Regions from separate parts of the Homo sapiens genome. Here region 2 is linked to region 1. Evidence: chromatin contacts called from ENCODE Hi-C or POLR2A ChIA-PET data. All regions are on one chromosome and are shown on one strand. The core of a region is the stretch at or near the end of the contact, and the rest is flanking DNA. Distances in the headings are between cores, read along the strand shown.

The links. Hi-C counts contacts between places; a loop is a spot of excess contacts on that map. ChIA-PET counts read pairs that join two places held with the same protein, here RNA polymerase II (POLR2A). Pooled maps may share reads with other maps.
Region 2: a map of PC-9 shows a loop between it and region 1 (6-fold over the local background). The contact joins the promoter of COMETT here to the enhancer-like site in region 1. A Hi-C loop is called at or near these places in 1 of 168 maps with a recorded cell type or tissue (PC-9) and 1 of 50 pooled maps. POLR2A ChIA-PET finds 5 or more read pairs at or near these places in 2 of 52 experiments (BJ and MCF 10A).

The regions. Positions count from the first base shown.
Region 1 is chr7:116,463,031-116,469,189 of GRCh38, reverse strand. The region is part of intron 1 of CAV2-DT (CAV2 divergent transcript); the gene reads left to right. Among named protein-coding and RNA genes, the nearest start is that of CAV2-DT, 33 kb to the left of the region's middle. Within about 2 kb of position 3,274, at least 7 of the 41 ENCODE cell types and tissues checked have a DNase peak (open chromatin) inside an H3K27ac peak, as active enhancers do; they include PC-9, where a contact is called at or near this core.
Region 2 is chr7:116,685,502-116,692,239 of GRCh38, reverse strand. It overlaps COMETT (cytosolic oncogenic antisense to MET transcript), which reads left to right and starts at 4,213. Exons shown (of 5, transcript NR_165033.1): 1 at 4,213-4,299. All of the region lies in intron 1 of MET (MET proto-oncogene, receptor tyrosine kinase), which reads right to left.

The sequences.
Region 1 (6,159 bases), core at 2,025-4,524:
TCAGTTACTTGGGAGGCTAAGCCATGAGAATCACTTGAATCTGGGAGGCAGAGGTTGCAGTGAGCCGAGATCAGGCCACTGCATTCCAGCCTGGGTGACAGAGTGAGATGCTTTCTCAAAATAAAATACAATTTTAAAAAAGAAAAATGCATTGAATTTCTATAGCCATGTTTGAATTACAAAATTGATTTGCTTATCAAGGACTAATCTTCAGTCAATAATTTTATGAAAAAGAATTTTCCAGTAAAACACAAAATCTCATTTAACAAGTTACTTTTATAATACATTAGAAGCCAGACCCTAATTAGAATACATTTTTCTCCTTTAGATGTCCTTGGTATGCAAATTAAATTAGAATTCCTAGGACTTATATAGACGTGTCTCATCTCCTATGAGACAGCACGTCTTTTATTTCTTTTGTATTATCTTACTTAGGAAGGAAGGAAGGAAGGAAGCAAGGAAGGAAGGAAGGAAGGAAATGACAGCTCTATACCCCAACATTTTCTGTGTAGCATTTTTATAAGTAGAAAAAAAATCCAAATTGAGAAGCATGGGTCAGCAAAAGATCTGGATAAAGTACTCATGTTAATTTAACCAAAAATGCTCTTTACTTTTACTCTCAAAATGTGTTGTGCATTGCTTTAATTCAGAAAATTCAGAAAGAAACAACAGAAAGGGCATGTAAAGAAGTTTAGTAAGTGCCTTTTCTAGCTACTGTCTATACTCTCTCGATACTCTTCTGAACACTGGTAGATGAGATCCAAGATTCTTACACTAGTGAATGCAGTGCTACATATAGCCTTGTTCAAATTACTATTCATCATGAGTTTTTCCTCTATGTAACTGGCAACTTAATCTTACCTGTAGTATGGGATACATTATAGTTGGATTGAATATTGGTCAAATCCCTCACTTTCCCCCAGGAATTCATTTCCTCTCCTATATCTCAAGTGAATTGCACTCCTGGCCACACTGTTGCCATGCTGGAAACCTTTCTTCTCCTTTTCCTCACTCCTCAGACAGGTGGCAAGATGGTGATGGTGAAAGCAGGTCTGCAAACCTTCCCAGCCACCTCTCTCCCACCCAACCATAATCTACCTTGGGAGGAGGGCTCTCTTTTTGTCTTACTCACCTACCATGCTTTTGTTGTGATACTGTTAACAGCATAACAGATGAACACGCTGGATCCGGAAGCCTGAAAGTCTAAATTTCTTTTCATGACAAAAATAAAAAAAAGATGCTACAAGTGAGGAGCAAAATTAGCAAGGGCCTGTGAGGTTAGAGAGAAATAGAAGGAAAGATTTAAGCTGCTGCTGTGAGGAGCAGACCTAGGAAAAAGGAAGACATATGGGCTGGGCGCGATGGCTTATGCCTGTAATCCCAGCACTTCAGGAGGCTGAGGCGGGAGGATTGCTTGATGCCAGGAGTTCAAGGCCAGCTGGGCAACTTAGCAAGATCTCTTCTCTACAAAATAATTATTTTTAAAAAAGGGACGTACGTTATGTAAAAAAGATACATGCACATGCATGTCTATAGCAGCACAATTCGCAATTGCAAAGATATAGAACGAACCTAAGCGCCCATCAACCAATGAGTGGGTAAAGAAAATGTGGGTATATACACCGTGGAATACTACTCAGCCATAAAAAGGAATGAAATAATGTCTTTTGCAGCAACTTGGATGGAACTAGAGGCCATTATTCTAAGTGAAGTAACTCAGGAATGGAAAACCAAATATCGTATGTTCTCACTTATAAGTGGGAGCTAATCTGTGAGGACATAAAGGCATAAGAATGCTATAATGGACTTTGGGGACTTGGGGCGAAGGGTGGGAGGGAGGTGAGGAAAAAAAGACTACATATTGAGTACAGTGTACACTGCTTGGGTGACGGGTGCACCAAAATTTCAGAAATCACCACAAAATAACTTATTCATGTAACCGAAAACTACCTGTACCCCCAAAATGATTGAAACAAAAACATGAAAAAGGGACATGTACTCAAGGACAGTTTTAGGAAAATTTCATATGTAATATGTTATGCAAACACCACTTCAGTGACCCACAGAAATCCTCAGTAAGGCCTAATTTATGTTTTTTTATATGTCTTCCATTTAAAAAAGTATTTTCTTATCAATGTTTTTCTCCTTTTCTGAATTTTAACTAATAGACTTCTTTTTATATCAGTTTTAGGTTTGTAGAAAAATGAGTTGAAAGTAAAGAGATTTCCTATATTACCCTCTCATCTCAGTTTTCCCTGTTCCTGAGACATTGTATTAGTTGTACATTTGTTTCAGTTGATAAGCCAATATTAATATATTATCACTAAAATCCATAGTTTACATTAGATTTTACTTATTGTGGCTTTTGACAGATGCATAAGGGCACATATCTACCATTACAGTATCATACAGAATAATTTCATTGCCCTAATAATCTCTATGCTCTGCCTATTCATCCTTCCCTTCCCTTAAACTCCTGGCAACCCCTGATCTTTTTCCTGTCTCCATAGTTTTGCCTTTTCCAAAATACCATGTTAAACATCTGAGAAACATGAACTGGAAAACAAATTAAGTGAAAACAGTTATCTGTCTCTAAGCCAAAGATGACAGATGGATCCTGGAGGAAGTGAAGTGCAATGATTCTTATCCTTCCAATCTAGGTTTGCCCTACAACCAAATGAATATTTTTTTTTGCAAGTTATACCAAATAGTAAGCAATCTCCTCTCTCTGTCTCTCTCTCTCTCTCTCTCTCTCTCTCTCTCTCTCTCTCTCACACACACACACACACACATTAAATATTTTCTAGTATTTATATAGCATTTATACTTATAGATGTTATCTTAAACTTATTTTTGTTTTGTATGTGGTGTTAGTGTCAAATAATAATTGAACGTGACTTTCTTCTCTCCATTTTTCCTAAGTGGTTGAAATGATGGCTCACTGAACAATTACATTCTGATAAAATATTTATGGTTTTCTCTATTTTTCCTGCAGAGAGGAAAATATATTCCTGTGTGAGTATAATAATTTTATTCAGATGTATGTATTTAATACTTTTTCAAAATTTAGGAAGATTGGCAATTTCGAGTGCTGGTGGGGGTCTTTCTTCAAACGTCCATTGGGAAGAAAGTTCTACTTTTTTAAGGCATTTGGGTCAGTTCCTTCCCTCTAGACTTAGGGAATTAGTGACTAAAGATGGTTATTGTGGAAAAAGAAGATAAGAAAGGATGAGTCACTTGGTAGGCTTTTGACTCAGCATTTTTAGTTCATAGGTGATGTCCTAAGGCCTGAAAGCTTACTATAAATGAATAACTCAACTGACACATCTTTGGCTAATTTGAAATCTCTGGGCTTTTTAAGGTTACAATATCACCTTAGAAAATATTAGCATATGGTTGTAGCTAGTAGTTATTCCATGAAAATTATATTTTTCTGTTTTATACCTAAAAATGTTCCACATGTAAGAAATTGTTATATTTTTGCTTGGCATATCTTCTTTGTTGTTAAACTTTAAAAATATAATAAAAATTCATGAGCTATTTTTTCATTAAGGCAATCTTATATTTTAATCATGCATTTCATAGGAAACTTTTACAACTATTTTTAGAGCATTAATTATGCATTATGAAACTATCCTAAAATAAGGGTAAAACAATAGAGATGTTACTTACAATTCCTTTTATCCACAAAAAGAATAAGTTTTGGTAATTTGAGAACTTTGAAATGAAATCTTCATTTTCGGATAATGCTTAAGGCAGTATTAAGCAGAGGGCCAACTGCTTGAATTCAAAATTGAAGGGGAGTGAGAATTAAATTGTTCTGCATGAGAAATGCTGAGAGATACAGAAAGGAGTGAAAAAAAAGAGACCAGCAGAGAGATGGAGTGGTTGCTGGGAGAAATGAGTGGAGAGAGAGGGAAGATAGGTGATTGGGGGAGGAGAAGGGGGTTTGAGACTGTGAGAGGAACTAGCTGCTGAGAGTCCGAAGAGCCTGGGAAGAGGTAAGTCTAATGAGTAACATTTGAGTGAAGTGCTGGGCAATTCTGTGTCTCTTTATAAAATATTCCCTAAATGTACATTGGAATATAAAGTTTTTAAACATGTCAGGTTGGTTTGTGAAGCAGTGAAGAAGAGGACATGAAGAAAAGCTGTGTTATATAAGTAAAAATAATGCATAAATCTAGAAGTCTCCACAGTGTTCCCAGTTTTAATGAGGATGAAGAGCTATTTAAAATACTTAAAATATCTATAATGACATGAGGTGTTGTCATACATGCCATACTCTCTGATTCCTTGATTTGTTTAGCAAATGATTTAGAAAGACTAGCACATGATAACATAACTTTGGGGTTCAATATGAGTGAGTATGGAACATGACAAGTAATTATGAATCATTAATATGGAAATTTCTTCAACATCATTTAAGGGGCAGCATATTTTATAGCTCCTACTCTAGCAGGAATTATGCTTATTAAATGAGAAAATGAGATTGAATTTACAGAAGTGTCCATAGAACATGAACATGACTCAGAACTATTCTGTTGTATGAATATGCCATCATTTGTTTATCCATTCAAATATTGATATAACTTACTGAATAACGTGGGTTATTTCCAGTTTTGGGTTATGATGAATATAATTCCTATGAATCCTTACGTACAAATCCTTTTGCAGATACATGTTTTCATTTTTCTTGCGTAAAACAGGGGAAAGAATTGTTAGGTTATATGATGAATAGATGTTTAACTTCACATGAAAATGAAGAAAAGGCCAGGCATGGTGGCTCACGCCTGTAATCCCAGAACTTTGGGAGGCCAAGGCAAGAGGATCACTTCAGCTCAGGAGTTTTAGACCAGCCTGAGCAACATAGAGAGACCTCGTCTCTACAAAAAAAAAAAAAAAAAAAAAAGTAGCTGGGTATGGTGGCATGCACCTGTAGTCCCTGCTACTCAGGGAGGCTGAGGCGGGAGGATTGTTTGAGCTGGGTAGGTCAAGTTTGTGGTGAGATATGACATGTCATTGGACTCCAGCCTGGGCAACAGAGCAAGATCCTGTCTCAAACAAACAAACACACAAACAAAAAAAAACCAAAGAAAATACAAAACTGTTTTCCAGGTATTTGTACCATTTTACACTTTCAGCAACAGTGCACGAAAGTTTCAGTTGCTCCACATTCTTACCAGCATTTGGCATTGTAAGTATTTTTCATTTTGGCCATTCTCGTGGATGTGTAGTGGTATTTCACTGTGGTTTTAATTTGCATTTTTGATATGGTTTGGCTCTGTGTCCCCACACAAATCTCATCTCTAATTGTAATCACCACTTATTGAGAGAGGGACTTGGTGGGAGGTGACTGGATCAGGGAATGGTTTCCCCCATGCTGTTCTCATGATAGTGAGTAAATTCTCATGAGAGCTGATGGTTGAAAAAAGTGGCACTTCCTCCTTCAAGCATGCTCTCTCTCTTCCCACCTTGTGAGGAAGGTGCCTGCTTCTCCTTCACCTTCCGCCATGATTACAAGTTTCCCTAGGCCTCCCCAGCCATGTGGAACTGTGAGTCAATTAAAACTCTTTCCTTTATAAATCACCCAGTCTCAGCTAATATCTTTATAGCAGTGTGAGAATGGACTAATGTAATTTTCCTTATGATTAATGATGAACATCTTTTTATGTCCTTATTGGTGATTCATAAACTTTTTTTGTGTGTGAAATATCTGCTTAGTACTTGTCCTCTTTTTTTTTTAAAGTGGGTTGTTCATCTTCTAATCAAAACTTTAAAGTTCTAAATAAAATCTTGACACATGTATCTTGTCTGATATATATATGTATTGTGACTATTTTCTTCTAGTCTGTGGCTTGCCATTTCGTTTTCTTAATAATGTCTTCCAGAGAGCTTATGTTTCAAATTTTGTCCAACTTACCAATTTTCATTGATGGTGTATGCCTTTTGCATTTTTGCTAAAACGTCTTTGTCTACCCCAAAGTCCTGAATATTTTCTTATATATTTTCTTCTAAAAGTTTTTTTTTTTTTTTAGTTTTGGCTTTTACGTTTAAGTTTACAGTCTATTTCAAGGTAATTATTATTCATGGTGTAAGGTTCATGTTTTTCCATGGGCATATGCAGTTAATTTAGCACCATTTGTTAAAAAGAATTTTCTT
Region 2 (6,738 bases), core at 2,964-5,463, 220 kb before region 1:
AATCATGATTACCTTATAAGGTAAGCATTATCCTGTGTTTCCAGATGACAAAACTGAGGTTCAAAGAGGAGAAAATATTATCTGAAATCTACTAAATGAGCAATTCAGTTCTTCTGAGTGTATTTCTAATTGTTTTAAAATGTATGATCCTTATTTGAATTGTTTTAAATTATTTGCATTTCCTGGAAAAGATTTTTATTCCAAAGGCACAGTATTTTAATAAATACCTCTTTTTACCTTCCCAGAATCCACTGTCTCTTATACCGGCAACTCTTTTGAAAATTCTCCCTCTCCTATCTCCTGGGACTGTCAATCACATGGTCTACATCTTTCAACACAGAATGAGTGTGCAAACCAGGCTGGCCTTTCAACGAACTCTGTTCTCTTGACACGGAGCTTGGTCAGGGTTGAGTATGTGGCCAAAGCAAGGCCAAACAGAATCTCTTTGGAGATTTAATATGGATGCTGGGAGAGGGCCTCTTTCATTCTGACAGCATGAGCACTAAAGATGATGTTAACTTGGGATGTCTGATGCCCATCTTTGCCACTATGTGGAGAAAGCCAGCCTGAGCATGAAACTGACCCAAGAGGCCAGAGAGCCCAGACACGGAGGGAGGCAGGCTCCTGATGTGATTGTCTGAGCATCTGTATCCAGCCATGTCTTAAGCTAAGGCGAGCCAGTAAAATTTCTTCTTTTCTTCCTTATTTCTTTTTTTAAATAAGTTTAAAAATGATTCTTTCATTCCTTGCTCCTGAAAAGGTCCTGAGCTAACAATGTCCAGTAGACAATACTACAAACTTGAGTTTAAACACAAAGTCAAGTGCATAAAACCAACTTTACGTAAAATATTCAAGTAATTGGGACAAAGATGGTCTCTTTATTTACTTGAATAATTACTTTAAATATTTCACTTTGCATTTGAGAACATATCTATTAGTTAAGATTTCTGAGGTGGTATACTAGTATTTTCTTATTATATAATTCTAAAATCTTCTACAATATTTACATAAGATAATCTCAAAATGGAAATAATGGATCTAAGTAAAGAGTTAAGATATAGAAACTGGAAAATATTTCAACATTGCTTTTAAGTGCAAGAAAGGGATTTATGATGATGGAATATGGCTGAGGCCCCATATTAAGGAAATTACAGTCATAAAAATAGCCATGGCTAAATCTCCAGGAAGACTTGCCAGAGTGAAATCTTAGGGAAAAATCTTAGCCCTGTCCACATTTATATTATGTTTATTAACTTTAAAAGTAGGTCTATTAAAATAAAGTTAAGATTCCAATAGAAGATTCCTAATGACATTTAAAATACTGTATTTATAAACACTCACTGTTTATGAAGAATCATATTACATTATATCATATGATATTAATCAAGTATTTGGGAGCACCCATTGCATGCCACGTACTTGACTAGATACTAAGAGTTTCTTCCCTCAAAGAGTGTACAGTCCGTGGATTTGAAGATAACAGGATAAACTCCGAAATCTAAATGTGCAACCTAAATGGAAAAGTGGATAGATCCACTGGGCTGAAAGCAAATTTGTAAACATGCTTAGTTGAATGCTTGATTCTTATGCCTAAAGACTTAACAGTTAGTGTTATGATCATCAAAAGCACCTACATTTACTTTAAAAAGATAAAACAATAGGCCATGTCAAAAATCCCTTCTATCGTAGCCAGACACTACCTTGACAATGGTTTCCAACAGTGAATCGAAGGGACAGGAGGAATCTTCAGAATTTTTCAGTGCATTCAACTGCTCTTTGGTATAATCACATTTAAACAGCCCAAAACATTCTGGAGACAAGGTGGAGTGTAGTGGAGAGAGTGTGGGCTTTAGTGTCAGACAGACTTAGATGGGATGTGAATATGGCCTTTTTCACTGACATGCCTTCTGATTTGAGTGTCAGTTTCTTATATTCAAAACGTGGGGATAATGATATACATCTCATGGGTTGGCCATGAGAGTTGGAGATAAACTGTGAGAAACACTGTCCTTCAGTTATGCAGCACACCCTAGCATTTAATAATAGCTACTATGCTTATTATCCTAACTTGTGTTTTGGCCAGTTTTTGCCTGCCCTCATAAAAAATGAGGAAGTTGGCACAGTCCCTTGGGTGAGACCACTCCAAATACCTGGTGACTGTTTCATCACTTTAGTCCTCTCATCTAAAGTTTAAATAGTGTTATTTCTTCTTTTCCCACCCTTTAGCCATCTTGTGGTTTTCCTCTAACCTCGGTTCAAGTTCTTGAAGCCCTTCGAAAATTGCCCCCCAAGACAGAAGCCACAGTAACAGCCTCCCATACTAGAGAAGTAAAAACAAATAGGAACCAGTATTTTAACTCTTTAAAAAAGAGTTAGCTCAGGCCAGGCACTGTGACTCACGCCAGCAATCCCAGCACTTCAGGAGGCTGAGGCCAGACGATTGCTTGAGTTCAGGAGTTTGAGACCAGCCTGGGCAAACCCCATCTCTACAAAAAATAAAAAAATTAGCCAGGCATGGTGGCATGTGCCTATAGTCCCAGCTACTGTGGAAGCTGAGGTGGGAGAATCACTTGAGCTAGGGAGGTTGAGGCTGCAGTGAACCGTGATCACACCATTGCACTCCAGCCTGGATGACAGAGCCAGACTCTGTCTCAAAAAAAAAAAAAAAAAAAAAAAAAAAGAGTAAGCCCATATCCCAACTGAGATTTAGCAAGTAAAGATATAGGATGCTGAGTTAAATTTGAATTTCAGATAAACAGTGGATAATTTGTTTAGTATAAGCATGTCCCAGGAATGTATTTTATATGACAATCCTAGTCGTCAGCAAATGGGGAAAAATAAGGGAACAATAATCTTTTTTACCCACAAAACTCACATTAAAAAGATTTGGGCCAAATCTATTTATCTGTTGGGGTAGAATGTTTTTAAAGCTTTCTGTGGTATATATGTATTGCAAAACTGCATAGCATTTTTTCATTTGGGTTTGCTTCTGTGCATCTAAAACATGTTTTAAAAGTTCCTGGCAGGTGGTTTTAAGTGTCATATGAAGGTATAACTATATGAAAGGGAGTAAAGAAACTTTTTCCCCTCTATAGTTGTACTGTATGTGGCAGCCTGTCATTTACATGAAATTTCTGAAACAGAAAAGGTATTCCCAGATTGATTTACATGCTTTATTTATAATAAATGAGCTTATTAAAAAATTCAAATACAGGTGGCTATAGGAGATAAACAAGTTAAGCTTTGTACAGGAATGATTTGCATGTGTTATAATTAATGTTTCCAGGGGGTGCTCTAAACGGTTTCTTGATTATTACACAAATGTTGTTTCTTTGACAGATAGTGCTTTTATTCAGATTCTTATCTGTTTTTGCATCCCCTCTTAGTCCTATAATCATTTAAAAAGTTGAAAATGGCTGCCTGTTAGCATAAGAAAAAGCCAATTGTGCATTTTCTAGTTGTAACATATGATTGAGACTATTATCCAACTCTGATATGGCAAGAGTAAAGATAAAAAGAATAGAATGCCATTATATCCTCAAGATTATCCTTTATAAATTCATATTCTGTCAGCAAACATCTTTGTCCTTTTAAGAATGGTTGAAAGTACTCAACTTCTTGGAAAGAAGAATAAATGGACATTTGTTTTTACCATTGTACATAATGTAAAAAATATTGTTCAGAAAATACATTGAACTCTCAGAGCCCTGATTGACAGATGGGCTTTTGTCCCATTAATAAATTGTAGGTCAGACAAAAATGTTTCATTGCCCTTGAAAGTGTGAAGGTTGAACTTCCCCAATGTAAAGAAAGTGCTAAAATGCATGAAAACTTATACAAGTATTTGTTTTCGTATTTTTCAGCCAAATGGATGGACATAATTTTGTGATTCAGACTGTGTAGCAGTGTTACCAGTTTTTGTTCAATTAATCCAGGAAGACTGAATAACATAAATCCGCAAATCACATTTGAGAAACATCTTTCCAAGTCTATATATTAAAAAAAAAAAGAGGCAATCAACCTTTGCCAGTTGCATTCAAATACTGGGTTTGGAAAGGATAAACCGACTGAATAGTCAGAATGTGAACCACTGAAGGGAGACAAGTTGGAGAGGAAGCTGGTACATTACTCACGAATGAATCAGACATCCCCTCCCTCCGTGTTTGAAAATGTCCTCGGCATAAAGCATGGTACAATTCCAAACGAGGAACTATGCTCAGGATTGGATTTATATGACTGATCAGTTTCCTCTGCTGTTATCGAAAGCAGATATCAAATGGCTGTGGAGGAATGCAGGTGGTGAGTGAACCCCATTCTTTTCACAGTGGCTGTCACACAAAGAAAGAGAAATCAGCACCCAGGGACAGAGAGACAAAGGGGAGAGGTGTGAGGGTGCCAAAGGCCAAGCCCCCTCTAGTCTCAAAATGCAGAGCGTTTGAATGAGCTGGGCGTTCCTTGTAGTGCTATTTTCTCTTAGGTCTGAATTTATTTTGCTTATTTGCTCACACCTGAGAAATTTTCTTGGAAATCAATGTTTGCAAGTAGACTCTGACACTGGTATGAACTAAGGTCTCTTTTTCACGATCAAAATTGTCAGTATATGACATTTTCTTATTTAGGCAAAGTAGACAAGAATTGTTAGAAATCATGAGAATACTGTGAATGTGAAGGAATAGCCAAACCTGGCCACATTTTGTACAGATGTGGATTCCTTGGGTGAACATAATGCAATCCTAACAGTGTTGGAAGAAGAATTAAAAGTATATGAATAGCATTATGTTGAGATCAATATGTCACCAGAAAATAAAGAACCAAACAAAACTGTTTACAAAAATCTTAAACACTTTTAAAAGAATAGAGAATGCTGAGCAAATAGATTCTCATAAAACTAGGATAGTACAGAAAAATAAGTACAGAATCCAATTTCTGAAACTCAGTAAACACTCTGGATCCTTGAAAAATCAATAAAGCAAAAGGTTAGGACAACCTGAAAACAACTGTGCTTAGGATTGCATTTACGTAACTCATCAATTCAAGGAAAACAATTCAGGGCAGGTTGTGTGTATATAGGCGGTATGTGTATTTATGGGAGAGGAAAGAAATAGAAGAGAGAAGAGAGGGCAAGAAATTAAAACAAACAACTTTTCCAACCATACAGGTGTTGCCCCTTGACTGGGAATCTCCACCTTCCACCTGCAACACGCCCAGGCTGTGCTGTAAAGGTGTGCGCATGTCAGTGGAGCAGCACGGGGGAGAAGAGCTAACTATGCAGACAGAAAGCGGGGCCAAGGAGTATTTCAGAGGGGATACTACTTGAGCTGTGTCTTGCAGGATAAGTTGGAGCTGCTCAGGTGCAGCTGAGGTAGGGGACAGACACTTTGGGTGGAGTGGACTCACACACGGGCACCTGGGGAGAAGATGCAGGGTTGTCCAGGAAGCTGCAATTGGCATAGAGGCCAGGTGGGCTGGGTTGACAGTGGAAAAAGGTATAAGATTAGGCTGTGGCCACATTAAAGAAAGTCTGATATGTTTTGTTGAAGGATCTCCAGAGAATCCCGAAATCCATCTCTCCAATATCACTTTTGTCTATGCAACAGCTATTTAAGACCAAATTTGACAAGTATTTACTGGGGTCCTACTATGCATCAGATGCTTGGGATACATCAGTAAACAAAACCCAACACCCCTGCTCTTGTGGAACTTACTTTTTAGCTGGGGACAACAATTAATACCCATAACAAGCTGATGATGTAGTGTTTCAGAAGTTGATGTGTGTTACAGGGAAAAACAAAAAGTAGGGCTGGGGCATCAGAACTGCCTGGAGGAGAGGTATGGGGATAGGTTTGTAGCTCGGAAATTGGGAAGGTGGCTTTTGTGGACCCAGATGTCTGAGATGGGAAAAGAGATTTCTGGGCAGAGGCAAGAAGGAAGAACTAAATGTGCCTGGTGTGTCTGAAGCACAGCAAGGGGGCCAGTAAGCCTGGACTTTGTTGACCGGGAGCTGAGATCAAAAGGACAAAGAAGCAGAGCATGTAAGGCCTTGTAGGCCCCTGGGAGATTCAGGTTTTTATTGGAGTGAAATGGGGAGTCATTGCAGGGTGTTGAACAAGGGGGGATTATGTTGGAATGTATTCACCTCGATCATATGGGAGAGAAGACTGCTAGTGGCTGGGGGGCAGTTCAGGGCAAAGGTGGAGTGGTGAGGCCAGCTGGGAGGCTCCAGTGGTGTTCCAGGAGGGGGACCCTGGTGGCCTGGGCCAGGAAGGAAGGGGAGAGTGGGGAGATGTGGCCGAATTCTGGTTCTATTTTGAAGACAGAGCTATTTTGTCACATGCCTCAGATCGAACTCCATCCGGATTTACTGATGGAGTCAGATCTGAGGCATGTGAGAAAAAAAGGAGAATATGCCAAGGATTTTGACTTTTTTAACAGAGAGAATGGCTTTGCCAGTTACCGACATGCAGACTCTGGTTGGTGAAGCATGTTTGTAGGATATGAGGAGACCAGGAATGTAGTTTTGCCCACAATGGAGGTTTTTTTATTTTTATTTTTTTGACATGGAGTCTTGCTCTGTTGCCCAGGCTGGAGTGCAGTGATGTGGTGTTGGCTAACTGCAACCTCCGCCTCCCAAGTTCAAGCGATTCTCCTGCCTCAGCCTCCTGAGTAGTTGGGATTACAGGCACACATCACCACACCTGGCTAAATTTTGTATTTTTAGTAGAGACGGGGTTTCACCAT